Linked DNA regions of Homo sapiens: region 2 is linked to region 1. A link is an interaction called in ENCODE POLR2A ChIA-PET data of the cell type or tissue named here. Cell type or tissue: OCI-LY7. All regions are shown on one strand. Each heading gives the region's core, and the rest is flanking DNA. Links, peaks and the distances in the headings are about the cores only. Region 1 has its middle 20 kb from the start of CDCA7L. Region 2 overlaps CDCA7L (cell division cycle associated 7 like).

Region 1 (15,062 bases), core at 3,660-11,659:
AACATTGCGGATTATAATTCGACATGAGATTTGGGTGGGAACATAAATCCAAACCATATCAGCATCTTTGTCAAAAATCAGTTGAGCATATCTATGTGGGTCTACTTCTGGGTTCTCTGTTCTGGCACATTGATCTGTGTGTCTCTCTCCACCAACATCACACTATCTCATTACTACAGCTGTGTAGCTAGGCCTTAACATCAGATAGAGCCCTCCCACTCAATTCACCTTTGTCAAGATTGTTTTAGTTACTCTAGGGCCTCTGCCTTTCCATATAAATTTTAGAATAAGTTTGCTTGTGTCCACTGGAATTTTGATAGTAATTGTATTATGTCTACAGATCAATTGGCAGAGTATTTATATCTCTATTATGTTGATTCTTGTAATTTATAAACAAGGTATGTATGTTAATTTATGTCTTCTGCTATTGGTTTGGATATATGACCCCTCCAAACCTCATGTTAAAATTTGATTCCGGCCGGGCGCAGTGGCTCACGCCTGTAATCCCAGCACTTTGGGAGGCCGAGGTGGGCGGATCATGAGGTCAGGAGATCGAGACGATCCTGGCTAACACGGTGAAACCCCGTCTCTACTGAAAATACAAAAAATTAGCCGGGCGTGGTGGCCGGCGCCTGTAGTCCCAGCTACTTGGGAGGCTGAGGCAGGAGAATGGTGTGAACCCGGGAGGCGGAGCTTGCAGTGAACCAAGATAGCGCCACTGCACTCCGGCCTGGGCGAAACAGCGAGACTCTGTCTCAAAAAAAAGAAAAAATTTGATTCCGGTTGGGCGCAGTGGCTCAAGCCTGTAATCCCAGCACTTTGGGAGGCTGAGGTGGGTGGATCACCTGAGGGCAGGATAGGAGTTCAAGACCAGCCTGGTCAACATGGTAAAACCCTGTCTCTACTAAAAATACAAAAATTAGCTGAGTGTGGTGGAAGGCACCTGTAATCCCAGTTACTCAGGAGGCTGAGGGAAAGAGAATCACTTGAACCTGGGAGGCGGAGGTTGCAGTGAGCCGAGATTGAACCAGGGTGACAGAGCGAGACTCTATCTCAAAAATAAATAAATAAATAAATAAATAAATAAATAAATAAATAATAAAATAAAATTTGATTCCCAGTGTTGGAGGTGTGGCCTAATGGGAGGTGTTTGCCTCAGAGGGGTAGATGCCTCATGAATGGTGGTGTCCTTGTGGTAATGAGCAAGTTCTCACTCTATTTGTTTCTGCTAGAGCTGATTGTTAAAAAGAGCCTGGCACCTCTCCTGCTGTCTCTTGCTTCCTCTCTTGCTGTGTGATCTCTGCACACCCTTCTGCCTTTCACCATGCGTGGAAGCAGACAGGTTTTCACCAGATGCCCAATCTACTCAGCAGAATCATAAGCCAATTAAACCTCTTTTCTTTATAAATTAGCCAGCCTCAGGTATTCCTTTATAGCAACACAAATGGACTAAGACATCCTCTTTAATTTTTTAAAGCAGCATTTTATAATTTTCAGTATACATGTTGTATATGCTCTTTAAGTATATACCTAAGTATTTATTTTCTTTGGAGCAATTGTAAGTGGTACTTTTACAATAGTATTATAAGTAGTTTCTTTTTTTTTTCTTTTGACGCAAGGTCTCACTCTGTTACTCAGGCTGCAGTACAGTGGCATGAACATGGCTCACTGCAGCCTCAACTTCCTGGGCTCAAGTAATCCTTCCACCTCAACCTCTTGGGTAGCTGGGAGGACAACAGGTATGCATCACCACACCTGGCTGATTTTTGTATTTTTTTGTAGAGACAGGATTTTGCCATGTTGCCCAGGATGGTAAGTGCTAAGATTACTGGTGCGAGCCAGCATGTTTGGCCTATAAAGCGTTTTTAATTTCAGTTTCCACTCATTCATTCTTACTATATAGAAATACAGTTCATTTTTGTATGTTAATCTTTTATCCCATGACCTAACTGAACTTAGCCCTGAAGTTTTTTTGGAGAGTCCTTGGTATTTTCTTTTCTTTTTTTTTTTTTTTTTTTGAGATGGAGTCTTGCTCTGTTGCCCAGGCTGGAGTGCAGTGGTGCAATCTCAGCTCACTGCAACCTCCACCTCCTAGGTTCAAGGGATTCTCCTGCTTCAGCCTCCCAAGTAGCTGGGATTACAGGTGCATGCCACCACACCTGGCTAATTTTTTTGTATCTTTAGTAGAGACAGGGTTTCATCATGTTGGCCAGGCTGGTCTCGAATTCCTGAGCTCATGATCTGCCCACCTTGGCCTCCCAAAGTGCTGAGATTACGTGCATGAGCCACCACACCCAGCAATCCTTGGTATTTTCTAAGTAAACAATCATCTCATCTTCAAATAGAGGCAATTTTATTTTCTCCTTTCCAAACGGTGTTTTATTTCTTTCTCTTGCCCTATTACAATAGCTAGAATTCCTAGTACAATGTTGAATAACACTGCCATTTAAAATGCTTGCATTTTCTAAACGCTTCTCACTTTAGCTTTAGGCTCTGGTAAAGAGCAAAATGCCTCTCCAACCTTTCTGTCTCGTGTGCCTTCTCCCCTTCTTCTTGATGACCACAACATCTGGCACCTGGACATTATTTAGAATGTTAGATAGTGGTTCACAGATGTAGTTGTTTTAAACATGGACGAACAATGTAGTGCTTCTTACAGGGTTGAATGAATAAGCATTTTATATGTTTTCATTGTGGCACTGTTGTATGGGGCAACTGCACACTCGTACATTTTTGTTGGATATTATGAATGCTTGTATGAATTGTGAATTAGAGTCACTGGACTGTGCCCCTGCCACCCCATGCCTAAATCATATGTTGAAGCCCAAACAATGTGACTGTATCTGGAGACAGGCCTTTTAAGAGACAATTAGTGTTAAATAAAGTCATGAGGGTGGGAACCTAAGCTGATAGGACTGTGGCCTTATAAGAACAGGAAAAGATTCTCTCTCTCTCTCTCTCTCTCTCCCCCTCCCACCATTTCCCACCCCCACCCCCCACCATGTGAGGACACAGTGAGAAGGTGGCCATCTACAAGCCAGGAAGAGAGCCCCCATCAGAAACCCAATTGGCCAACACCTTGATCTTGGACTTCAACCTCCAGAAATGTGAAAGAATAAGTTTCTGTTATTTAAGCCACTCAGTCAATGGTATTTTGTTAAGGCAGTCCAAGCTGACTAATACATCAAATATGTACCGGTCACACACAGGGAAAAAGGCCCCTGGTACAGTCAGCCAGCCCACACTATTAAAGGAGTTTAGAATATGTCACACCAAAATATGCTGCTCTGGCATATTCACTGTTTTAAGTTAAAGGCACTTAAAAAAAAATACATAGCAGGTACACGAACATCACTCTGACCTTCATGCTATTTCTTAAAAGCCAGAGATGAAATTCCCATGTGGAAGATGGCGTCTCTACCCTGGAAAGAAAGCAGCATCCTTACCAAAGACGGAAAATTGAAGCCAAGGAAAATCTGTACAAGCAAATCTTGTTTATTTTTTATTTATTTATTTATTTTTGAGACAGAGTTTCACTCTTGTTGCCCAGGCTGGAGTGCAATTGTGTGATCTCGGCTGACTGCAACCTCCGCCTTCCGGGTTCAAGCAATTCTCCTACCTCAGCTCCCTGAGTAGCTGGGATTACAGGCATGAGCCACCACGCCCGGCTAATTTTTGTATTATTGGTAGAGAAGGGGTTACACCATGTTGGCCAGGCTGGTCTTGAACCCCTGACCTCAGGTGATCTGCCTACCTTGGCCTCCCAAAGTGCTGGGATTACAGGTGTGAGCCACCGCACCCGGCCACAAACCTTGTTAAACTAACTCTTATCTTCCTAGTCACTTCTCCACCCAATTAACTACCTTAGCCCAAGTCTCTGTGCCTTGTCTTATTTCACACTTCACTGTTCTTTGTCCACTTCGTCATGTAAGTGATTGACTATAACTTCAGGTCTTCTTTTCCTTATGAGGACTCCCCTGTCACATAAAACTTGTGTTAAATAGATTTGTGTGCTTTTCTCCTGTTAATTTATCTTATGTCAATTTAATTCTCAGGCCCAGCTGGGACCCTGAGAGGATGGAAGTGGAGTTTGCTTCCCTCTACTACCATGAAACAACATTAATGGTACATCTCATTCTAAGAACCAAGGGAAGAGACCATAAAGAAGTGTGATTCATTCGCTTTTTATCCTCAAGATCTCATTACTAGCAGCAGAAACTATTGCTAGGATTTCCACAATGTTCCCATGACAAGCAAGTGGGACACTCCGTCCTGGCCAGGGAATGCCTCCCAATTTAAAGGTAGCATAAAGCCCAGAAGAAAAGAAGACCACACAGATTGTCAAGTCCAGGGACACCAAGAGTAGTGGTTCCCAAATATTATTATGCCTGAAACTCACCAGAGGCACTTGTTCAAAATGTAGGGATCTGCCCTACCTTTTAAGATTCAGATTCAATAGGTCTGGCATTAGTGTGACCAGCCATCCCAAAACCATGCTATTTGGGAAACTCCTTAGTTTTGGGTCTTCTTATCTGCTGTGTAGTCCAGGATTCTGCACATTTAATAAGCACCCTAGTGCAGCAGTCCCCAACCTTTGTGGCACCAGGGACTGGTTTCATGGAAGACAATTTTTCCACGGATGGGTTGAGGGTGGTTTTGGGATGATTCAAGCACATCACATTTAGTGTGCACTTTATTTATATTATTATTACATTGTGATATATAATGAAATAATTATACAACTAACCATAATGTAGAGTCACTGGGCGCCTTGAGCTTATTTTCCTGCAAATAGATGGTCCTATCTGGGGGTGATGGGAGACAGTGACAGATCATCAGGCATTAGAGCCTCATAAGGAGCTCATAATCTAGATCCCTCACATGTGCAGTTCACAGTAGAGTTCGTGCTCCTGTGAGAATCTAATACCACTGCAGATCTGACAGGAGGAGGCACAGCTCAGGCGGTAATGCGAGCGATGGGGAGCAGTTATAAATACAGCCCATGTTTACATCTGTAAATATTTACAGATGAAGCTTTGCTTGCTCGCCTGCTACTCACCTCCTGCTGTGCGGCCGGTTCCTAACACGCCATGGACTAGTACCGGGTTGGGGACCCCTGCTCTAGTGAATTTAGATGTCAATGGTCCTCAGACTATACTTTGAGAAACACTGACTTGGAGACTTGAAGTTAGCTTGTAATTCTTACTAGGTGGAAGGGAAAGGTGTCATTCAAGTGTAGCTATGAAAACAACTTGATGGATTTTAAGTGTAGTCACTTTTGAGCCTGAATCATAGATAGGAAAATGTCAGATTAAATATTTAAGTATACAAAATATGCCAGACTTTTGCATCTAATGTCCCTCTTCTTCTAGTGCTCTATCCCTGACATTCGTGATGACCTTCTCCTCTGAAGCACTGTCATGCTCTTCGCCCTTTTTCCTATCCTCATTCTTATTAGTTTCAACATCCAGGAGTTTCATTTCGTGACATCTTCACAACCCGTGTCAGTCTGAGTCCAGGCAAGAGATAGGAACCATGCCAGTTATTTGAATAGAGAGGATTGATTATGAAGAATTATTAGCTACAAATATAAAAAGAACAAGGTAGCAAAGAGTAAAAAGAGAACACTACGATATCACAGAGAGGACAACTGCAGGAAGCAGCCAGCAACCCTAGGGCTGGGGTAGAAGGAGGGGAAGAGGTTACCATTATCCACAGGTGCTGTGAAGAGGGCCTGCAGAAATGAAACACACACACCCCGAAGGGCCATGCTGCTCAGCTGATGCTGATGTCTCTGAGGTGGGCCCAATACAGCTGGTTTTACAAGGGTGGGAAAAACCCAAGCTAGATTCCGCTGCCTCTTTGGGAAGTAACTGCTGCTGCCTGGGTGAAGACACATTGCTGGGGAGTTATTGATAGAAACAAGAGCCAATTAAGTCTCCTTTTTAAAATAAACTATGCAGTCTCAGGTATTTCTCTGTAGCAATGCAAGAACAGCCTAATACAGAAACTGACATATCCATAAAGCTAGTGTGAGAAATTTTAAATCTATCCAACTCTCGGAAGTTTTTGATCAAGCTTACAAACTATTAGGAAGAATCTAAAATACACGTAGGTGCACATATAGGATATGCATATCCTAAAACATTTTAAAATTCAGTAGGAATAAAGGAAGTATCAGTTATTTGCAAAGACTCAGAATCACAATTATCACGTTCTCTAGTCTCAATGAAGAAAAAAGAAATCAACAACAGAAGGAAAAAGAAACCAAAAACAGATTCTTAAAATAAAAAACTTATTTCTGACTAACTTATAATTTCAAAGGAAATAAAATAAAAAATATGAAATAGCACCAAAAACATTCAAAGTATTTCCAGTCACAACCTGGGGGATGCAGCTAAAGACGAACTTGTGGAAAATGTAAAACTTTAAATGCATCTGTTAGGATACAATACATATTTAAAACAAATGAGCTAATCATTAATCTGAAGGTTAAGAAAAAAACAATAGAATTGATACAGACAGGAGACAGGCAAATACTGGGTAGAAGAGGGTAGTTCCCCGGCAAAGACCCTACCCTCAAGCCTGGAAACCGGTGGCCCTAAATGGGTACAGACATTCCTGTTTTCAAGCCCAAAATGTTGCCTTTTGGCCTGCCACACCCCCTATCTTGTACCCATATTAACCCCAAACCCCCAGCTCCAGGAGAAAACAAACAGACAAACAGCAGAAGAGCGCAACAGAGAAGGAGAGAAGAGAAGGAATGTTGAACACCGAGAGGAGTTCAGCTGGGACTATCAGAGAAAAGATTGGCCACTGGACAGCCAAACTCCAGAGGAAGAGCATCTTCTACTCCATCCCCCTTCCAGCTCTCCATCCATCCCACCTTCAACCCTCAGTAAAACCCCCGCATTCACTCTTCAAGCCCGTGTGTGACCTGATTCTTCCTGGACTCCGGACAAGGACCTGGGTACCAAGAGGGCACTGAACAGGTTAACACTTAAGCCATCTGTGGACAGCAAAGCTAAAAAAGCGACACTGTAACATGCCCACGGGCTTCGAGAGTCACCCCTAGATGATACCATGGGGCCGGAGCCCAAAGTGCTAGCCCTGGCTCGAGCACCCGCCCCACTGTGTGCTCCTCCTCGCATAAGGGGTTTGAGCTCATGGTGGCCGAACAGAGAGCCACACCCTTGTCATATGTCATGCGAACGGGGGCTAGGGAACTGTCCCATTTCAGAATGAATTCCAAGGAAATAATAAGGATTAAAAATAACTCCTAACAAAGTGAAGAGTAAAAGCAATATAAAAAACCAAGCCAATTCTTTGGAAAGACACCTAATTTCTACAAAGTTCTGACAAGACTGATGATGACAAAAAGAGAGAAAAGATAAAGAACCACTGGACACAAACAAGAGCAAATGCTGTTCAGGCTGTGGACTTTCCTGAGCCCGAGGAAGCTGAAGGCAGGGATACTGATTCAGAACACCCCACCATTGACTGCTTTTTCCCTCCAGTGACAGAGAGACCTTCCAGATGCTCAGCTTGGTTTAAGACATAGGAAAGCCCAAGGTCTTAAAACACTTCCTTAAATAGAAGCATTGAGCACTGCATTTAGGCAAGTTCTTCCTCAGGAGTGATGTAACAAGGTCAGCAGTAAAGCACAGAATGAGGCTTCCCAGTTGTCCCAGACCTCTCACCAGATATTGTCAATGTCTCTGGTTACTTCACATTCCCCTTAGAGGATTTCAAGGATTAAGGGAAACTGCCCTAAAATAAGATTATCTTATCTGTATCTGCCCTTATCCCGTATGGCCACTTCCTTTCTGTTAAGACTTTGGAACATAAATTGGTAAGAGTGTGTGTGTGTGTGTGTGCACCCTCCCCTTAGTCACTAAATGTTGTATTTGGTGTCATCACTGGGGTTGGCCTCACCCCCAGCCCCCACCTCCCCTCAGTTATATTTGGAAGGAACATCTGGAAGCTGAAGAAAAAAATGCTGAGGACCCCTGTGTAGAGACAGGCTAGACTTTGTGCCACTGAAGGAATTGTGTTAATGGAATTTACCCAGTTTTCTCCTAACTCCAACTGGTCCTGCTCGGTAGTTAAAGAGATCTGAGCTGAGGGCAGAGTTACCCCAGATATAGTTCCCTGGTTTCCCAGAAGCACACAGCCAAGTAGCCAAGGATCCTTGAAGTGAGGGGGAAGCTTAAAGTTTGGACCAAGTACCTTGAGTGAACGCCAATATCTGAAACCTGGGCCATGATATTAGGAAAGATCTAGGGGCTGAGGGCTCCTCAGGCCCCCATTAGACTTCTGAATGGAGACTTCCAGGCAGAAATTAGATAATTGTTGATGTTTTTGATGTAGTTACAGTGAGAATGGACCTAAAAATTTTTTAATTGATGTGACTCTACCTGCATGATTGATCAAAAAAAGAGGAAGTTAGATTAGGATGAAAAAATGAAAGTTTTAATGACTTCTCTATATTTTCTTAAAAAATTTAGTTACACATATAGCACACAAAGACATTTGCATGAACTTACTCAAAGTGTAAGACAACGTTACAGTTCCTCTTTACCTCTGTCACCTCCTCCCCAACCCCCCACTCCCTCACACACAAACACCCAGAGGGGATCTTGAATCAAAGGTATGTGTCTGCCCAGGCCTTTTTCATGTGTATTTACAAATATGTCACACTATTACTTTTAAGAAGGATTTCTGTTTTAATGTTTATGAAACAATCTTCCTCTTTTCATATTTGAACCTGTAGCTTCAGAAAAAAAAAAAGAGAGAGAGAGACCAGGCGCGGTGGCTCATGCCTGTAATCCCAGCACTCTGGGAGGCCGAGGTGGGCGGATCACCTGAGGTCAGGAGTTCAAGACCAGCTTGGCCAATTTGGTGAAATCCCATCTCTGCTAAAAATACAAACATTAGCTGGGCGTGGTGGTATGCTCCTGTAATTCCAGCTACTCCGGAGGCTGAGGCAGGAGAATTTCTTTGTTCGTTTGTTGTTTGTTTGTTTGTTTGTTTGTTTGTTTTGAGATGGAGTCTCGCTCTATCGCGCAGGCTGGAGTGCAGTGGAGCGATGTTGGCTCACTGAAAGCTCCACCTCCCGGGTTCATGCCATTCTCCTGCCTCAGCCTCCCGAGTAGCTGGGACTACAGGCACCCGCCACCACGCCCAGCTAATTTTTTTTTGTATTTTTCGTACAGACAGGGTTTCACCGTGTTAGCCAGGATGGTCTCGATCTCCTGACCTCGTGATCCACCCGCCTCAGCCTCCCAAAGTGCTAGGATTACAGGCGTAAGCCACCGGGCCCAGCCAAGGACAATTTCTTGAACCCGGGAGGTGGAGATTGCAGTGAGCAAAAATAGGGCCACTGCAGTCCAGCCTGGGTGACAGAACCAGACTTCGTCTCAAAAAAAAAAAAAAAAAAGAGTGGAGTCCTTGGAACTATATGGTTTGGTGAAGCTAACTGAATTTTAAAACAGAGTTCAGAGGTCAGGGTCTTGGAAGCACTTTTCTATTTGGAAGAACTTGCTTTCTAAGTCGAACATCAAAAATTCAGTACTATTTTTGTAACTTCCTGTGAGTCTATAATTGCTTCAAATCATAAAAAATAATAATGTTTTAAAAACCGGCATGTGGTTCAGCATCTTTTCCAGGGCTCTGCAGTTCTGGATGCCTATGCCGAGATGGAACTTACATCAGCTTGGGTCTCTGGGCAACCGTGATGAGCAGAACCTCATTGGCCACCCACAACATATATGTGGCAGACGTGAGAAATAAGCTTTGTTGTGTTAAGCAAAAGCAATAACGAAAACAGCAACAAATGCACAAACTGGCTTCTGTCAGTTGTGTGTCTTCTCCCTTTCCTATCTCTGTCTCTGTCTCTCTCCCTCTCTTGGCTCACTCACTTTGGGGGAAGCCGGCTGCCGCCTTGTGAACACACCAGGCAGCTTGTGAGGAGGCTTGGCGGTGAGGAATTAAAGTATTTGGCCAACAGCCAGGAGGAAATTGAGGCCGACAACCACAGGAGTGAGCTGAGAAGCAGATCTTCCCGCAGCAGTGCCTTCAGCTGACTGCAACCTTACCTTAGGACAAACCTGAGCCTGAACAATCGAGCTAAGCCACTCCCAGACTCCCGACCCTCAAAAACAGCAGGAAATAATAAATGTGTGTTGTGTAAAGCTACTAAATTTTAGGATAACTTTTGTTACTCAGCAAAAAATAACTAATACACGCCGGCAGGGCTGCATGGTGACTTTTGCAGAGCCTTGACCCTTGTGCCTTTGTAGGTGCCTTCCTCCATAAGCTATGTTAAAAATGTTATGTCGTGACTATGTTGGTATAAAGACAAATATTAATATAATCAAGGCTGGGTTCATTATTATTATATCCATTTTTTTCTTCTGATTTTAGACAAAATTAAAACTTTTTTAGGCCCTGAAGTATCATAGGCCCCAGCCTTCTGTGCTCAATGGATGTCAGCCCTACACTGGGGAACAACATAAGAGGGACATGCAGTCAAGAATAAGTTATTAGGGCCGGGTGCGGTGGCTCATGCCTGTCATCCCAGCACTTTGGGAGGCCAAGATGGGTGGATCACCTGTGGTCAGGAGTTTGAGACCAGCCCGACCAACCTGGTAAAATCCTGTCTCTACTAAAAACACAAAAATAAGCTGGGTGTGATGGTGCATGCCTGTGGTCCCAGCTACTCAGGAGGCTGAGACAGGAGAATCACTTGAACCTGGGAGGCGGAGGCTGCAGGGAGCCGAGACTGTGCCACTGCACTCCAGCCAGGATGACGAAGCGAGACTCCATCTTAAAAAAAAAAAAAATAGAATAAGTTTTTGGTCCTGATTCTGCCCAAACCCATGCAATAAGCCCATCACCTGGTAAGGCCATTAAGATTTTGGCAAAGTTGTATCCCATGATCATGGATTGTTTTGGGTCCTGTCCTCCAGGTTGGAAAGAAGACTGACTGATTGCTTGGGGAACTGAGTAGAAGCTGCTGTAGGGTATTCCCAAAAGGCCATGACAGGAGCTGTACTGTGGGAGCCAAACCACGTGATCCTATGAAGCTTGGGGCATCAGCTGCAACTTCTTAGCCTGAGAGTGGGCAGCGTAGCACTGGCTTTGACCCCAGTGTCTTCCAGAAGCTGATATTCACAATTTGCATTAAATCTGGAAGGAGGAAAGTGTTTAGATCTAAAGACGCAGGAGCCAGCTGGCTTGGGTTTAAATTCTACCTTTGGCACTTACTGGCTGTGTTACCTTCGGCCAGTTTCTTAAGCCCTCTGTACCTCAATTTGATAATCTTTAAAGTTAGAATAATGATAGAGGTAGTTGTGAGAATTTTGTGAGTTAACGTACATAAAACACAACAGCACCTGGCACAGAGTAAGCCTTCAATATTTTCATTGTGGTGATTATTACTAAGCTTCATTTGAGCTCACACTAACTACTGATGGGCATTTTATTACTCTCCTCACTGTTTACAATCATGTCTTGGGTATGTCAGAGCAACTTTCACATAAGAAGGAGCTGCCAGGAAGTCATGAACAAGCCAAATGGGAGTCCTAGGTAGAGAGAACCAGGCTCTTGAATAAGGCCCAGCAGAGCTCAGAGATGATGCTCTCATCATGAAATCCTCTCATGAAATCCAAACGGTGGTCTCCATTTGTGGATCAATGGGCTATACCTCTGACATTCTTTCTTTTTTGTTTGTTTGTTTTGTTTTGTTTTGTTTTGTTTTGAGGAGGACAGGGTCTTGCTCTGTCTCCCAAGCTGGAGTGCAGTGATACAGTCATGGTTCACTACAGCTTAGACCTCTCAGGCTTAAGCGATCCTCCCACCTCAGCCTCCCAAGTAGCTGGGACCACAGGCACATGCCACCACGCTCAGCTAATTTCTGTATGTTTTATAGAGATGTGGGTCTTACCATGTTGCCCAGGATGGTCCTGAACTTCTGGGCTCAAGTGATCCACCCACCTTGGCCTCCCAAAGTGCTGGAATTAAAGGCATGAGCCACAGGGCCTGGCTGAGATTCTTTTTTAATAGTTACAAGCCACAGCTTTGTTTACTGATAGCCTTAGACTGATAGCCTTTGCTTGGTTTACTGATAGCCTTAGGCTGTCAATGGAAAGCTGCTTCTCTGTGGCCCAACTTTGCAGCACCTAAGTGGGAAGAACAGAAGACAATCAGCCTATAGGCCAAAGTGTGGCCAGCCATGATTCTGGACCATCTGGCACAGGTTCATACCAACTCTTGGATAACTTCCAAAGGTCCAATAAGGTCAAGTGGACATGGACAACTGAGTAGTATAAAACAGACTGCATTTGAGTTCGACAGTTACTTGGGGGAAAATGGGGGCCTATCAAGGTCAAGTTTGAATAGTACATAACAATGAATGTTTTATTAATCAACCTGCAGAATGTCAAGTGGGTTCATAGGGTGTCAGGGCATGGCAGGCTACAGGTCATGCTGAGGTAGATCTCTTTGTATCTCTGAAGACCAAAAGGGTGGTACAGAACACGGACAAAGCAAATATAATCAGGCACAATCAAATGCATATGCACTCCCCGCTGCTGGCAGATGGACTATATCAGGCCCCTGTCCACAGAGCAAGAGGAGTCCGCTGTGCTCTGAACGAAGCCAGTGTCTCTTTGGATTTGGAATTTTGTTTCTTATTTCAGAGGCTTTGCAGCTAGCACTATACAGGGCAAATCTTAATTACTTAGGACCTTGAACCTAATGTTATTCCATCTAGGGTACACATTCTACCAGTCAACAATAGAAAACATGGCCCAAAAGAATGCCAAGTGGTTGTGTCACATAGCCTATCTTCAAAATCAAAAGAGCTGTTGGAAAACTGAAATGTGTTATTAGATGCCTCTACATGATGAACCATTATAAATAAATGAAGTATATGACAAAAATAACATGTTACTGAAATATGTAAAAGATCTGAATAAAGGGACAGATATACTATATTGATGAATGAAAAAACTCCATTCTTCAAAATCCCGTATTTAATGTGTAAAGTAAAATAACCATAATTAAAAATACAGCAAAATTCTGTGTGCCAATTGACAAATTATGTATATACATATATATATACACATACGTGTGTGTATATGTGTGTGTGTGTGTGTGTATATATATATATATATTTTTTTTTTTTTTTTTTTTTTTTTGAGACAAGATCTTGCTCCACTGAGAGTAGCAGCCACAGCGGAGAGCTTCAGAGACCTGCAGAGACATGTGAATGATTTGCCTGCAGAGAAGCCACCCTCTCCAGGGCCTCCTCTCTGGAGTGGCCAGAGTGCAGTGGTGATCATAGCTCACTGTAGCCTCAACCTCCTGGGCTCAAGCCACCCTCCCACCTCAGCTTCTCGAGTAGCTGAGGCTCCTCAGCCATCATACCTGGCTAATATTTTAATATTTGTTGTAGCGACGAGGTCTTGCTCTGTTGCCTGGGCTGGTCTCAAACACCTGGCCTTGAGCAATCCTCCTACTTCAACCACCCAAAGTGCTGGGATTACAGGCATGAACCACTGGACCTGGCCTAAATTGTAAAATTTATATGTGAGAAGAGACTTCAGGAATTGAAAAGAACTATAAAAGAGGAGACTTACCCTACCAAAGACCAAAACATATTATGTAGAGTAATTATTGTAGTATTAGTGTTACAGGATCTCTGGGGTGTCAATTTTTCTGGGTGGAAACTGTGGCCACAGTGTCTTTGCCTGAGTTCTTGTCCTGTGTCCAGGAAGAAAGAGGTATGCAGACAAGCGAGGGGTAAAGAAGAAGAGCTTCATTTAGTGTTAGAACAGCTCAGAGGGGTGGATAGCTCCTCTCTGTAGGCAGGTCCTCCTTCGAGTGTTCAGCTGTCAGCAGAAACAAGGCCCTGGAGAGGGTGGCTCCTCTCTGCAGGCAGGACATTTGATTTCTCTGCACCTCTCTGCTGCAGCTGCTGCTCTCAGTGGAGAGGGTATTCCTCTCTGTAGCTGGTCATCCCATCGTCTCCAGCTATCAGCTGAGAGGCCACTCCTTTCTGCAGCCGGTCGTCTCTTCATCCCTCCAACCTCTGCTCTCTTTGTCCTCTGGCTGTCCTCTGCCCTGCTCTAGCTGAGCCCAGGGCTTTTATGGACCTCAGAGGGGAGGAAGTGTGTGCCAATTGGTCCATGGGTGGCCATGGGTGGGCCCGGAAGAGGCACCATGAGTCCCCACTCAGGTCCCTGGGACTGGCAGCCCAGCCCCCAGCCTTTAGGACCTCCCTAGCCTGAGGGTGGGGCCTTACTGCAGACCCCACCCCTTTCCACCCAGGACTCTGTCTGCCTCCTGAGGCCATTCCAACCCAGGTGGAAGTTAGTGCTGAGAGGGGAGAGAGGCCAGGTAGTGGGAGCAGACACCCCTGAGCCTGCAGGGACAGGGGGTCCATCCTGGGGCACTTGAGGGTGCAGCCTTCAGAGACACCCAGGTCTCGCGCCTGGGAGGGCAGCCACAGCTGCATCCAGGAGCTCCCGCTTGTCCCCAGCTCCTGCCTGCTTCCTGGAGCAAGAGGCCCAGGTCTGCAGCCATAGTGCAGGGGCTGTAGCTGCACCTGGAAGGGCAGATCCTACCTGTTCCCAGCTCCCCCAGGAGCACAGGGAGGCTCAGATCCACAGCTGCAGTTTGGGTGGCTGTAGCCCCACCCAGGAGGGCAGGAATCCTGCCTGCTCCGTAGAGCAGGAGGCCTGGGTATGACGCTGCAGTTTGGGTGGCTACAGTGGCACGGGGAGTGCCCCTCCCAACTCAGAAGGGGCAGGGCTCCCACCGGCTCCATGGAGTATGCAGCCCTAACCACACCTTCCTGCTGCAGCCAGAATGATGGCAGCAACCACTGCCATCATTAGTACAGGAAAAATAATAGAACGTTGAGAAAGAGGACCATGTACACAAGAGATTTTAGTAATGACAAAATCAACATTTACAATTAACAGGGACTGGAAAGACTATCGACAAATATTGTTGGGAAAATTGGTGAGCCATTTAGGGGAAATTTTTTACATTAA
Region 2 (15,062 bases), core at 4,033-12,032, 51 kb before region 1:
GGGGTTCGTACTGGGAAGAAATCTGGCATCGAGTTCAATTCCGCCAATAACTGGGCAAGCTGAAGTTCAGAACAAAAGAAAGAATCTTACAAAAATAGGGCTCCAGGTTTAGGTCATCCAACACCTATCTCAAGTCTTCCATTTTGCCACCATAAGAAACCTAACTTGAATAGTTTATATAACCCACAACAGTTATACTTTTAACCTCACATGTAAAGATTGTACCTCCAGACCTGAGATGCTGATGTCATCATTCATATGAATGAACACTAGCCTATTCCTTATATATAAGGACAACACAACACTATGAAAACAGTCCTGGAATGATCAAGACCTGGAGCATGAGGTTCCGATCCCGACTCGGAGGCTAATCCAAGGCGGTGTGACCCTGGGACAATTCATTTTGCACACGTGAGTCTCAAGTTTCAGGATGTTCAAAAAAGAAAAAGCTCAACTAGATTATTTCGATGGTTATTTAGAACTCCAAAAGTCTGATTCTTTAAATAGATTAATTTCTCATCAATCAAAGTAATCTATGAAGATATTCCTACGTGAACTAATAATACCAAATAATAGGCATTAATATGCCAGAGAATTTAATTAGGATTCGTTTTAGTTTATACAATTATATGAGTGCCACCAAAAAAATCATAAAGAAAATAGCTTATTTTAAAGATGCAGATGGATACAGTGCTGAAAATTTCCCTTAGCTAAGTAAAAATGTTTCTTAGGATAAAAATAATCCGAAAGTAGGCATTCCATTTTTGTAAGTAATTTATATTAGACATATAAGCTTGCATATACAGTATCACTGCATCATTCTTTTTTTAAAAGGAAAAGATTAAAAAATTACCAAAATGCTAAAAGGGATAAGTGGTAGAACTATTTAAAAAAAAACTGTAGATAAACAATTATGAAGCAAACAATGATTCTCTACAATGATCAGATTAACAGTAATTGATTATATACAGAAAAACCAAATATATGTAACAAAGATTTCACCTGGTTCCATTCATTGTTCTAATGAAGACAATGTAGAGTGAATTAACACTGTTGAGGTTGTTTTAATTCCTAGACCTCTTCCATTCCTTCAGAAGTCTCAGAACCAGTGCTGGTCACCATAGAAGAGTGGTTCTGTGGTGAAAAGCTACCTGCCCAACCTGCTCCTTGCAACTTCTCAGTGGACTTGGTGACATCCCACTTCCCCTGCTTTACTCTGCTGGGAACGGGCTAGTTGTTCAGCCCCTCTCATCCCCAACACAACTATATACTTAGAACTTAGCTTGGTCAACAGTAAGCAGCATTATGGCACCATGTAGGGGCTAAAAATGGTGCTGGGGAATCTCTTTCTGTTCCCAAACCAGAGCTGATCATGTAATAGTTGCTCTGGGTTCTGGAAAAGTAAAAGGATACACAATACCCAGAGTATATTTTCTTGACAGAAGCCAAAGCAACAGCAGCAGCTGTAGGAGCAAAGTGGTTCTGGGAGCCCAGCAACTGCTGCCAGAGCCTGGTGCCAACTCCCAGGACGCCCTCCGTGAAGCCTCACCATGGCTTTGTTCTCCTTGATGTTCATGGTCCTTTTCAGCAAAGCATCTGAACTCTCCTGGCTCTCATCCCGAGAGTCATCCTCAGACTCAGAGGTAGAATCTTCCCTTTGTATCACCTGTCTACAGTCTTTCTTTCTTTCAAGAATTGTTTTTTTCTCATTCTGTAAGCGTGCGCTAGAAAACAACTGCTCGGAAGAACTGTTTTTATCTGGTTTGTTGGCCAGCTTCTTGGTGGGGAACTGAAAGGCTACTCGAAGACCAATACTACTTCTTCTAGACCTGCTTCTTCTAGGGGTAGCCTTATCTTCTTCTTCATCTTCCTCTTCCTCGCTCACCAAAGATGCTTTGCCATCATCACTCAAATCTGACTCCACGACCTAATAAAATAAGAGCAAGAAAAAGCACAAAGACACTGTTACAGACCCACAAAAAAGACATGCATTTAAAACAACTGACAGCATTATGAGAAAAAACATGAAAAATGAAAAGCTTCCCCTTCATATTATGAGTTCCCTCTGAATTTCCTTTAAATGTGCAAGAAATTGGTTGATGAATAAAATCAGAGAGCAGGCAACCTACTACTGAACTGTGCACCATCATACCCGCGACAGAAATGGGTTCCATTCAGAGCATGAGGGCTGTAAGCAAAACACTGACAGGGTGGGTTCCTCCACCGTGGGACAACCAGGGAGCACCAGCAAGAGGAGAGACAGTCACAGAAAAGGAGAGACAGCAGCATGACAGATGTGATCTTCAGACAGGAAAGGACGCAACGGGGGAAAAATGCTGACTGGTCTCCTCTAAATAGCAGGAACCAGACTCCTGAATAACAGGGCGGGAGAGCTGACTGCACCTCAGGGCAGTGACCCAGGACAGGCAGATGACCTGCCACTGCGTCCTCAGTCAAGGGGCACCTTTCCCTTCTCTGGAACCCTCAGAGCCATGAGGTGAAACCAGGTCACAAAGCTCTACAGGTTGTAGCAAAACACCACTCAGTCAACTCAAGAAATCCTCACCCGACATTTTCAAATTCCACATGGCAGAGGTCTCCAGCATTCAAACATTGCTCTGTTTTACAAGTGAGAACACAGTAAATATGGAAGGCAGTAACAGGGATACATCACCTAGGTGACAGCTTGGATGTGACGGGACTCTTAGCAGTGGTACAGAGACAGGTTTAAGTATGTAAGATCTAGGACGTCTTCTGGGCATCCTTCCATGACCAGAAGCTAGAAAACTTTGGGAACCATTATCTGGGAATTCTGAAAATCTACCAAGAACACGGAATGGCACCGATACGGACCCAGGATCAGTTCAGGGACTCTGCTTCCTCCCCGGTGACGACCATCAACCCCAAACTCTCGTTGGACTAAAGTTAGAAATAAGACACAGGGAGAAAAAAAACGCAGATAACTGCCAACCCTGGTATATCCACACCAAGCCAAGTGAGGAGTAAGACTATATGGCACTGATTTATCTATTTTTTAATACCCTGAACTTCCCATATTAATAGCTTCAGAATTCAAAATGGTGTACTGCAAAGGAACCCAATTTCAGGGGACACTGTCAGGGAAGAACTTCAGTTTTGATCCATTTATCTACCATCCTCATCATCGACAGGCCTCTCTTTACCAGATGTGGAACAGCTCACTACAGAGGCCTGAAGGAAGGAAAGAACAAATGGTACACAGCAGCCCAGAATCAGACCCAAGAGAAGAGCACAAGTGTAGTACATGGATGTGGTTATTTCGCATCCGGCCAGCAGACCCCTGGAAACCAAGTTACAGCAATGTCCCATTATCAAGAAAGATAGGTTCGCCAGTTCCCACAGGGGTGGGCAGGAGGGTGGGCTGGGAGGCAACAATGCTTTTCTTCTCACTGGATTCTAAAATAAAATTTGCAAGGGCCTGTGCTGAACTGTAAGCTATATCATGATCTATGTAACTACATCACACAGTCCATAGACTTGGGGGCAGGTGGGAGGGAAGACTTCTGGGGTAATTCACTTTCTCTCACTAGAAATGCAAATGCTTCGAATAACCAGACATCACTTCACTAAAGAACAGAAAATAAGTACATTGCTAACTGATGATGCCCATTAGGGTTTTAGAAGCATCTTAATATCGTGCTGGCAAGAAGCTAGGGACTTGCTGGCCAGAACTGATGGAACTGCCACACAAACAGCTTCTGCAAAGAAAGCCAAAGGAGACCTGGGGCCTCCAGGCTGGCACAGCTCTATGTTGCTACTCATAGCAAAAAATCACTATCAAACGAAGCAGCCTACCATGCGGGCTTTTATGCTCTACATTCTCTCCTAGGACAAGTGAGGGACATGGCAGGCTAGGAGTCACGGCTTATTTATACCTCTACACAGTCTCTGCCAAAAGTTAGTCTTTAGCAGCTTCTGGCTGTGAAGAGGCGTAAACTCTACGTTCCATCTTCATACTGAAGAAGATAGTAGCATGTTTATTTTTTGCATAAATGTATGCTATTTTTAGCAGAAAACATTTCTGCACTTAAATCCGAAGGCTGTGCCTTAAAGTTACCTTCAGGTTCAAACACGAGTGGGCAGTAAACTAGCCTAACTGTGCAGGATAAAACAAACAAATAACTAACAAGTCTGTTCATAGGAAGTGCTGAGAGTAGACTTCCCTCCAGAATCCAGGCAGGCCTGGGTCATCTTTAACACTAAAAAGCATGACAAATCCAAATCCACAATGCATGGGGAACACCAAGTTTGTACCACAGCCAAATTTTTGCCAAATTAACTTCAAACCAAAAACTGTCACTTCACACACAGTAAGAAAGTATCTCAAGAAAGTTGTCATCTAAGATAAACTTTTAGATAAAAGAGGTTTAAGGAACTCTTGAGATAATTTTTTTTTTTTTTTTTTTTTTTTTTTTTTTTTTTTTTTTTGAGATGGAGTCTCGCTCTGTCACCCAGGCTGGAGTGCAGTGGCTCAATCTCAGCTCACTGCAACCTCTGCCTCCCGGCTTCAAGAAATCCTCCTGCCTCCGCCTCCCGAGTAGCTTGGATTACAGGTGCCCGCCACCACGCCCGGCTAATTTTTGTATTTTGAGGAGAGATGGGGTTTCACCATATCGGTGAGGCTGGTCTTGAACTCCTGACCTCAGGTCCACCCGCCTCGGCCTCCCAAAGTGCTGGGATTACAGGTATGAGCCACCGTGCCTGGCCAAGAGAGATAAATTCTTTGAGAAGGACAATAAAGGACGCCTGGGACACATCCCCAAAAACCCCCTAAGGCACGAGGAGAAGATGAATGGATTTTCTCTAAGAGAATAATGGACTGGTGGACCAGGGATTAGCCTTCCAGGAGCAATTTTTTTAGGTTATGTTAATTGCTTGTAAGATAAATATGTAAGAAAAATCTTTTCACTTGTGAAGTGACTGCTTACAAGTAAAACTCTTTCAGAAACAGGATTAAAAACGTTACCACCCACATCCCTTCCTGTTGTAATTATTACCATTACTTCTGGGTTAGTCTTTCCATTCAGATCACTCTGCGTAAATCCTGCAAAATCCTCAGTCTCTGAGTCAGTGTCCTCTATAAAAATTCTTCTTAGCTCTTCTGTGAAGTATTTGGAATGAAAGCGCACATCCTGCTAAATTAAAGACACACATACATCAGAGACGGAAAGTAGAATAGAGGTTACCAGGGAAGGGTAGAATGAGGAGCTACTGAACGGGTACAGAGCTTCTGATGGAGATGACGAAAATGGATGGACAACAATGTGAATGTACTTAATGCACTGAACTGTACACATCAAAAACAGCTGAAATGATATACTTCATGTTATGTGTATTTTACCACAAAAAAAAAAAAACACTGGCCGGGTACAGTGGCTCACCCTGTAATCCCAGCACTTTGGGAGACCGAGGCAGGCAGATCACTTGAACTCAGGAGTTCAAGACCAGCCTGAGCAACATAGTGAGACCTCATCTCTGCAAAAAATACAAAAATTAGCTGGGTCTGGTGGCATGTACCTGTAGTCCCAGCTACTTGGGAGGCTAAGGTGGGAGGATTACCCAACCCTGGGAGGTCGAGGCTGCAGTGAGCTGCACACCAATGCACTCCAGCCTGCGTTGCAGCCAAGATCACACCATTGCACTCCAGCCGGGTGACAGAGTGAGACCCTCTCTCAAAAAAACCCGCATACGTACACGTATATATTACATATATACACATTTTCTAAAGCTTACAAAATTCAGACCTACAAGACAGACAATTTTTAAAAATTGGGTGTAGTCTCAATCAGCTTCTAATGTGACTGGTAAGTGCTCATGGAATTCAGCTTCTCCTGCCAAAGCTGGCAACCAGACACGTCTGCTTTCACATAGAACCAAAACACATGGAAAGAAGATATGAGGAGAAAACCTGGCTCCCTCCCACGTGTTGGCTTCCCTTTCCAACAGCCTTTCAAAGCCGGAGTCTCCTCCAAGTGGGTGAGCATGCCTCCCATTCACCAACAGCGAGCTTCTCTGTAGGAAAAGGCTGGGGCCTCTCTCAGCCCCCACCGCCCACCACCAGAGAGCCTAGACTTGCTCCATGAGCAGACACCATGGGGGCCTGATGGAAAGCTCATTCAAGGTCACCCCCAGGAATTTCTCTCGTGCAGGAGGTGAGAGGTGAACAACCATGGCTAGGTGGCAAGTGAGCAGAAGGAAAGATGCAATGTGACTCTTTAAGAAAAGGCATTTTCTAATACTTTTTCTTTTGAAATAGTGCAAAGATGGAAACCCAACTCTCTTAATAGTATACTTGAAAGAAAGAGGAAATAACAAACTGCAGGCCAAAGGGAGACCCACGAGACCAGCCCCCTGCAAGCCCGCCACACCTCATCAAGACTAGAGTCTGTCCCCAGTTTCCTCTGACGTCTCTTCCCCCCATCTCTGATATAGCAATGACCCCTTGTAACACCACACTTGGCGGGGAATCTGTATCTACCCCACTGCGTTTCCCCGCCTTTAATTATATACTTCTTTGAGCTCATATATCTCTGGGGAAAGATAGATATAATAGACAAGTGGAAAAACTTACAGGGGCACACAGAAAGAAATGCCTACATCTAGCATTCTGTAAGCTTAAAAATGTCTCCTATGAATTATTATGGGTAATTGGAGTGAGTTTGCTCAGAGCTGAATTACTTTGTTCCTTTGTTGATAGCTGTAGTGCAGCTGCTTGAGAAAAAAAATTGCACACACAAAAGGGAAGTTTCTTTAAAGTGAAATTCAAATCGTGTTTAAGGGAGACCAGAGTTAGCATACACATACTGTGTGCAAGTTCATGCAGCTTCTCTCTATTGGTTAAAATGGATCATGAGCCTGTGGGGTCGGGGTAGAGAAGCAGCCAGGGCTTGATTATTAAGGAAGAATGGTACACAGCTGCTGCTAAGGAAACCCACCATGCACCTGAGGCCTCTCAGTGCAAGAAACATCTGGCTCACAGAGCCTTGGGCCAGCCCCTGCAGGCTAATTTAGAGTGGTATTTCTGTGTGCAAATTTCATCAACTACCTAAAGCCCCTGCCTAGGGCCTGAAGGGAACAGGGCAAGCCTTGAAGCTATGAGTTCCCATCTTCCAGTTTTTCTGGCTATTTTGATCCTGTGTGCTGGCCTCCCAGGGCAATGGGCATCTTGGGAGAGATTACCATCTTTGATGGTCAGTCCTGATAGAGAAAAACAACTTACCATTGTCCTGAACTGAGGCCTGTGCTTTAGTTTCCTTACTCCAAAGTGTGTAAGTACTGTTTTCCATGTGGGTCTGTATGATGCCAATCTCCACTCCACACTGCTCCACTGCATTCTGAGTTAGAAACCCTGGCACTGCTGATTGCTCTCTGGCACTGGTTCATTCATCTTCAAAATCAATACTGGGTGCTATGCTATAGGCCTTGGTCATCTACCATGATCAGGACCATAAGCAAATAACACATCAGAGGAGAAGCTAACATAGGTGGATAAACTTATTTTGAAGTCCATGTGACATGGAAGAAACAGACCAGAGAGCAATGGCCTGTTGAACCAGACAGCCAGACAAGCACCCCATTTCAACTGCACCCAGCAAACAACACCCCCCGTGCTCACTGTATACAGTCAGGTGGGGTGTTGGATGCTTGAAATCAGAGGAAAGGAACAATACATGAGGACGAAAAGTCAGAGCCAGGGAAGCTAGAAAGCACCATTCAAGTATGAGGTCTCCCCTTCTTAAGGAGTTTATAATCTAACAGGGAGGCAGACAGGTCCACGAATAACCCTGGTGAGGGTCAGTGCTCTAAGGGATACAAAGCAATATGGCACACGGAGGGAAAGAAAATCCAGTAAGACTTCATGGAAGAAGTAGCATAACTGGATGTGAGCCACGGTAGAGGCTAGAAAAATGGTGAGAGCACAGATAGGCAGGAACAGCATGGACCAGTGGGCAGAAAGGGCAGAACAGTGGATAATGAGAGTGTCAGTTCAGTTCCTGTGCCCTGCAGCATAGCAGGTAGGAAAGAGACCCGGCGGGGTAAGAGGCTGAGAAGTGGTGGCCCTGGATTTGGAACATCCCAGCTTGGTACTTCCCAGATGTGGGGCCTTGGGCAAGTCATTACACCTTCCTGAACGTCAGTTTCATCACTTGCAAAACTGCAGCTTCCCAGGGAGGTCTGTGGATTAAATGCAGTATCTGTATGAAAAGCAGTTGGCACACTGTCCTCCCTGGGGAGAACACACCTGACTACAAAAGGAGTCATCATAGCAGCAGAAGCAGCTGTTCTGTTTCTTAATGCCCGGTGCCTGCCAGGCTCTGTGCTCGGCCCTTTAGACATGTTCTGCCTTGCTCAAATGCTCCTCAAGGTGGATCCAACAGGCTCTGCTCTCCCCACCGCCTGACTGTGCTCAGATGGAGGGCTAAGGGAGGAGCTGACCGGAGGTCAATCCTATAACAGATCCTAGTAGGAAGGGATGAGCATTCGGGTAAGAGCTACGAGGGCTACGGCAGCTGCAGAGGGAAGGGAAGGATGGACACCAGGAACACAGCAGAAGTTTCATCAACTCCTGGACGGGAGTCAAGGAGATGGAAGAGGGGAGGGAAGGCCAAGAACAAAAGATGGAAATCAAGATGGGGAAAGGGGGAAGCCAGAAAGACAACCAAGGGAAGGAGAAGTGAGTTTCAGATCTCCCTTAGCAACCAGGACCAGTCCAACTGGTAGTCAGAAACCACCTGGGGCTGGAGAGAGAAGACAAGCTCCACAAAAGAATACAGTAACAGCTCAAAGCAGGACAACAGACAAGATTCACTAAGTGAGAAGACTGAAGACAAACCCTTAGAGAACATCTGCATTTAGGGACACGAACAGGGAAAACAAGTGACAGTAACAAAAAGCAGGCCAGGTACAGTGGCTCACGCCTCTAATTCCAGCACTTTCGGAGGCCAAGGCGGGCAGATCACCTGAGGTCGGGAGTTTGAGACCAGCCTGGCCAATATGGCAAAACCCCATCACTACTAAAAAAAAAAAAAAAAAAAAAAAACACACACACACACACAAATTAGCCAGGCGTGGTGGTGGGAGCCTGTAATCCCAGCTACTCGGGAGGCTGAGGCTGGGAAAATTGCTTGAACCCGGGAGGCAGAAGTTGCAGTGAGCCAAGATCATGCCACTGCACTCCAGCCTGGGTGACACAATGATACTCCATCTTGGAAAGAAAGAAAATAATAATAACAAAGAGCAAAAGGTGTAACAGAGAGGAAGAAACCCAGGTGGTTAGAAGGAGGTCTACTGGTGGGGTCAACTGCTGTGGAGATGCCAAATGAGATGAGGACGACAGAGACCAGGGAGCCTCCAGAGATCTCAGAAAGCACAGCTCCCACCAGGCCAGAACTTACAGTGGCCCACGTAATTAAGCAGGCACTTCACTTACATATAATTAACTGCTTCCCTTCCTGGACTTGCCCAGTGGAAGCAAAGTGGGTTTAATTTGCTGCCTTTTTGGAGAGGCCATGGTCAAGGCAGAATGAGGAATTTTGAGTGCCACAATTAACTCAGAAGAAAATGCCACTGAAGGGTAGAGATTTTGGCCATTCTACTACTAGGACACAATGTGAACCTCCAGGAATCTACCTGTCAGAGAACTCTAACTTGTGAGTGCTAGAGATCAAAGTAATTAACGCAAGAATAAGGCTCTCCCCAGCAATTCCAAGAGGACATGCCAACAGAATTGCACCACGGGACCACAGAGGTGTAATTGTCTCCCCGTAACCACACAATCCCTCATGCCTCGCCGCAGCCTCGCCTCTGTGGGAAGACCCTGAACACAGCCTCGCCACAGGTTACAGCCCCAAGGCAGCCAAGAAAATGCACTTGATCATGTGAGGTCCCTTTATTTAAAAAAAAAAAAAAAAAAAAAAAAGAATTATGGTACAGGGAAGGATTAACACAGCAAAGTGAACGAGGTTCTCTCACCAGTTTTTTAAAACAGGAAGACACAGACATAATGTTTCTAAAATAAAATGCTAGACAATGAACTGATATCACCAATCTCACACCATGTTCAAATAAAAGAACATCCAAACCAAGATTCAGGCCTCCAGATGAACACATCTGCTTGGAAGGAATCATCCATACCTGTTTCCCTGACTCTAGTGAGTCAAAACTATCGCAGCTCTCCTCTGACGAGAGGGTTTCCATGGGAACATCATCTCGGAAGCCAACAAACTCTTCATCATCACTGGGGGCGTTAAAGATGTCAGCCACTTCTTTAGGGATCTGTTTTGGATTCAAAAGAGGCAGGATTAAACCAGGGGTTCTTGCTAATCACTTAGGGACATTTTCTGGAGGGGAGGAGAGATCTCATCACTTCATCCAACTGCCACGGTTGCCCAGAAGTCCCCAGTAACCCTCAGCAAAACACTCTTCAGCTAAGAACTCATGGCAAAATAAGGTGTGGGGTGGGTGGGGGAGATAAAACTTAAAATTCTAGATATACACCCTATTTTACAGAGAATGTTAAAACCAGGCCAGAGAGAAGACATGTTTGATCTCTTGACAAAAAGAAAAATTGTTTCTAAGAACCAATGATCTCTTTTTTCTCCTACAGTGGATGCATCTTTAAATGTCATCTACATAAAAAAGATGCCATAAAATATCATTAAGCACTTTTCTTAATGTTCACCTACACTATTTATTTTTCTCTTCTTTGTCATAGGCTGATTCAGAAAGTAGAAAGTTCATACAATGAAATAAGTAGCTTTTCTTCTTTTCTATATTGTAAGTCAACTTAAGTAGCTGGGGATTAATTCTAACAGAATTCAAATGCTATTAGGGGATAATTGATCCCAGAGAGAACAATGTCAGCACACTTAATCCACAAATATGTATCTGCTGGAGTTCATTTTTGTAAGTTGACTATTTTCTCCCAATTCTTTGTTTTAAAAAAGTTCAAACACACAGAAATGTGAAAAAATAGTACAAACACCTGTTGATTCTTTATCTAGACCCATTATTGGTCACTGCATTTGCTTTCTTTCTCTGTTTCAACAAATATTAGGTTGAACCATGGGCATTTGCTGATATTTGGCTGTTTTTAACTTAGGAAAATAGCAATTTAATATGAGCCAACCTAATCCATATATTCCCACACATTGATTAAAGTAATTTGCAAACATTGTATTGATTGGCCCGAATATAATTCAGCACATATCTCCCACGGATAAGGACATTCTCCCATAGAACCACAAAACCATAATTGTACCGAAAATAATTAACATTAATTCAATAGTACGATTTACTGTAACTCTATATTTTAATATCTGCAACTGTTCTATTTGATTTTTATGACACTGTTTTTTGTTGTTTTTCACAACACTGACTTTCTTTTTAGATAGACCATGACAACTGCCTTGTAGAATGTCATGTATTCTGAGCTTATCTGAGTGTTTCCTCATGATTAGATTCAGGTTATGTATTTTTGTCACCATTCTACATAGGTGACATGTACTCCTCAATGCATTGCATAAGGGGGCACAAAATGTCAAGTTATCCCACTATTAATTAGTAATTTTTAAAAAATTTTTCATTATAAAAACTTTCAAAGATATTTCAAAAGTAGATGGGAAGATATTGTAATGAGCACACATTGATCCTCCCCGTAATTATCTGCCCAAGGCTAACTGTGCTTCCCCTGGATCCCGACCCAACTCCCCTTCTTCTAAATTATTGTGAGGCAACTGTAGACATAGTATCATGTCACTCTGTATCATCATCAAATGTGCAGTCTGTATTCACAGTTCTTCTGCCTCATTTTTTAAAAACTTAGTTTATCTGCATCATGATCCAAATAAGGTTCACACTGATCAACATGGCTCTTAAATCCCTTCTCATCACTCCTTTATCTCTTTTCTCTTGCAGTTTATTTTTGAAGAAGCTGGGTCACTTGACTGTGGAGTCTGTCCAAGTCTGAAGTTTTATTTTTTTTGCATCCCCAAGGTGGTGTTTAACAGACTCATTTGGGTTTACAATTTGGGAGTTGAATCCGGAGGCTTTACTTCTAGTTGGCTTGCTTTTGCCAAGACTACTTTTTAGGAAGTGCTATGTTCTTCCTTTGGAAAGCACATAAGGTCTGGCTGTCTCTTTTTTTAGTGATGTTGCTGTTTGGTCAATAAGTTAAGGTGGAATCAGCCTGATTTGTTCTTCGCTTTTAAAACAAAACAAAACAAAAAACAATAACAACAACAAAAAACACCCTTTCTCCTTTGTCACTAATAAGGAATATGCAGAGTGAGACTTGAGATTCTGTGAATAGCCTCCCTGATAACATCTTGCTCAACAGTTTCAGCGTCCATTGACAATTCTTTTTTTTTATATTTTTTATTTTAATAAAGACAGGGTCTATGTTACCCAGGCTGGTCTCAAATTCCTTGCCTCAAGTGATCCTCTCACCTCAGCCTCCCAAAGTGCTGGGATTACAGGCATGAGCCAGGGCACCCTTGAATGAATTATTACATTAGGGACTGCAAAAGAGAAATTTTCAGATTTTCTCTCTCCTTCACAAAGTAGCTGGCATTCTTGTATAATATAGTCTTTCTCTCACTCTCCCCCTTTTCTTCTACCATGTATATCCATGGATTTCTAAAAATTATTATTAAATGTGTTATAATCCATACTCTCATAATGCTGACTGTCCCAAATTTGGCCATTGGGAGCTTCTTGGAAAGTCATCCTCTGTCTTTCTGACATGGCACTAAGGGTCTTTCAACACCTCCTTGCTTTCTGACACAAGCATGGCAAGCTAACCTTGTATGTTTCCTGTCCCAGACCTCAAATCAGCCATTTCTCCAAGGAGCCCTGAAACCTTTCACTGGGAAATGGCATTTAAAAACCAAGCTCGGAGAACACAATGCATCTCGGTTAATTAAGTATCACTGCTTGTAGGCTCTTTGGACAGAGCAAGGATATTTTAAATAGGTAAATCACAAGTTCATGGTGACACCCTGAATTCAAATCCAACACGGAGGCTTCTTCCTCTGCTCCCTCATCTCTCCCTCATCTCACATTAGCATCGCCGTTCCACCACAAGGAAAACCCTCGATTCCCAAAATTTTTAATATACTTATCCATGTGGTGCTCTATCTACAATAAACACAAAATAGCGCCAAACTGACGCCACCAATATACTACCAACAACAAACAGTGCAGTTCAAGATTTCTTTGCAGTTCTTTCTAGCCCTGGAACATAGTCTCACTATACACAGGATCTTTTCCTTCAGCTAACCAGATGATCATTGTACATGGTTATGCAAAAATGTTTCACATGTACTTCCCATTTCATCATGCAGTATATTAAAAAGATGTCCTTAACAGTTGAGACTTAATAATTTTTACTGTTTCATCAGAACATTCTTATGTGAAACTGACATTTTCTTTTTAAATTGAGTGCATGGAGGTGAATGCAATGACTACTAATACAGTTTGTTGCTACCACCTGGATTCATGCTAAAGATCAGCAGTTTTCTCCACTTTGGCTTTTGCACAATCAGTGCAAATATCAACACAGCAAAAAGGGCAAATAATCTTAGTATTATTATGACATTACATTCGCCCTCATGGACCCGTGAAAGGGTCTCAGGTCCTCCATCTCACACTTTGACCACTGCACTAGCATATACAGAGTTGTGTATTCAAAAGCTACTTAGCTTCGTGGAATTCTCTGTGTGGGTGTGTTGACTTAATTTTACATTTAGTCAGGTTCCATTTAGGAAACTGGTAATCCTTAATCTATTTACTTTCATCCTTATTTTAATGCTTCTTGATTAAAAATAATTAGAAAATAATGGTTCAATCAAAGGAAGTGTAACATAAATACAGAAATGGGATACCCCAAGTTCAGTGATGCTGAAGGGTTAATACAAACACTTTCCCACCATCTAATAAAATCACTGCAAGGGACAAACAAGAACAACACTTACAGAAGTAGAGTTCCACTAACAATTTTTTTACCAGCCACACGTAGTGCAGCACTAGCAAAGCCTAACTCTGACATCATTCTTGGGGAAAATATTGAAACTTTTCTCAAGGAGGTATGTTAAACAATGTTTGCCACCTTATCTTTTCAAAGACACCTTTTGTTGTTGTTTAGCACTCAGAACTAATACGCAAGGAAAACACCCAGACTAGAGAAACACAGACAATACTTATGAAAGTGTGCCTATGTTGTAGCTACATAATAGCCACTGAGTTCAGTCCCTGCAGAGGCACTAAGAGGGACAGTGTGTCAATTTCAGTCTTTTTCTTTTGGCCTTCTCACCATTCTACAAAATTCAAACAGCCCTGCTGGCCCAGAAGCTTCTTTTAACATAAATGGTTTAAAGGAGGAGGAGCACCCCATTTATGGATTTAATGGAAATACATACAAGGAATGGAGAGGGTTGGTGATAGGAATAAACTGCTTCCAGCAGCAACTGCATTAGTCCCTGTGCTATTGTGTTCAGCCCCACCACTGCTGCGAGCCTGTGTCTGACTAGCTAATTCCTCCTTCTGCATCTTTGACTTCTGCATCTGCTCCAGAGGTACCATTAGGGGGCTATAATTACTGATTAGGAACAAAAGGAAAGAGCACACTTTCAAAAAAACGGTGTGCATTCCTGGGGTACGCAGGGCTCTGATCCTTCAAAAGGTATTAAAAGAGTTTCAGATAGTCACAAGCTTCAAGATTTGCCAAAAAAAAAAAAAAAACTGTAAAATATTCAAGTGTCCTCAATGCAACGAACTGATTTGTCTAACAGATGCAACAAAGGCAGCAAGATTTATATGAGAAGGACCTGATAGAAAGGATACACAGGGACCTCTTCTAATGAATGACCAGTTCCACAACACAGTGATACATTAGGCCCAAGGATCTGTCACTTTCCTGTTCCATTCAGCAGCGATCCACTGGGTAGCTGCATAGTCTAGACAAAAATGCAAGACCTTTTTTTTTTTTTTTCAAAGTTTGTGTTCCATTCTATTACAATAAAGCC

The links. ChIA-PET counts read pairs that join two places held together with the same protein. Peaks named below come from ENCODE experiments on the same cell type or tissue, not always from the same donor. Only the 100,000 strongest peaks of a DNase experiment are listed, where the experiment ranks them.
Region 2: POLR2A ChIA-PET joins it to region 1 with 12 read pairs; 3 of 35 experiments call an interaction of 5 or more read pairs at or near these places.

What each region holds. Positions count from the first base shown.
Region 1 is chr7:21,957,895-21,972,956 of GRCh38, forward strand. No RefSeq gene overlaps it. Among named protein-coding and RNA genes, the nearest start is that of CDCA7L, 20 kb to the left of the region's middle. In OCI-LY7, for the core only: no CTCF peak of the experiment used is centred there; DNase peaks (open chromatin) are centred at 5,727, 7,594, 8,587 and 10,007; H3K4me3 peaks cover 3,698 bases; H3K27ac peaks cover 4,259 bases.
Region 2 is chr7:21,906,581-21,921,642 of GRCh38, forward strand. CDCA7L (cell division cycle associated 7 like) reads right to left here. Exons shown (of 10, transcript NM_018719.5): 2 at 10,174-10,314; 3 at 5,037-5,174; 4 at 1,550-1,927; 5 at 1-59. Among named protein-coding and RNA genes, the nearest start is that of CDCA7L, 32 kb to the right of the region's middle. In OCI-LY7, for the core only: no CTCF peak of the experiment used is centred there; DNase peaks (open chromatin) are centred at 7,011 and 8,281; H3K27ac peaks cover 2,767 bases.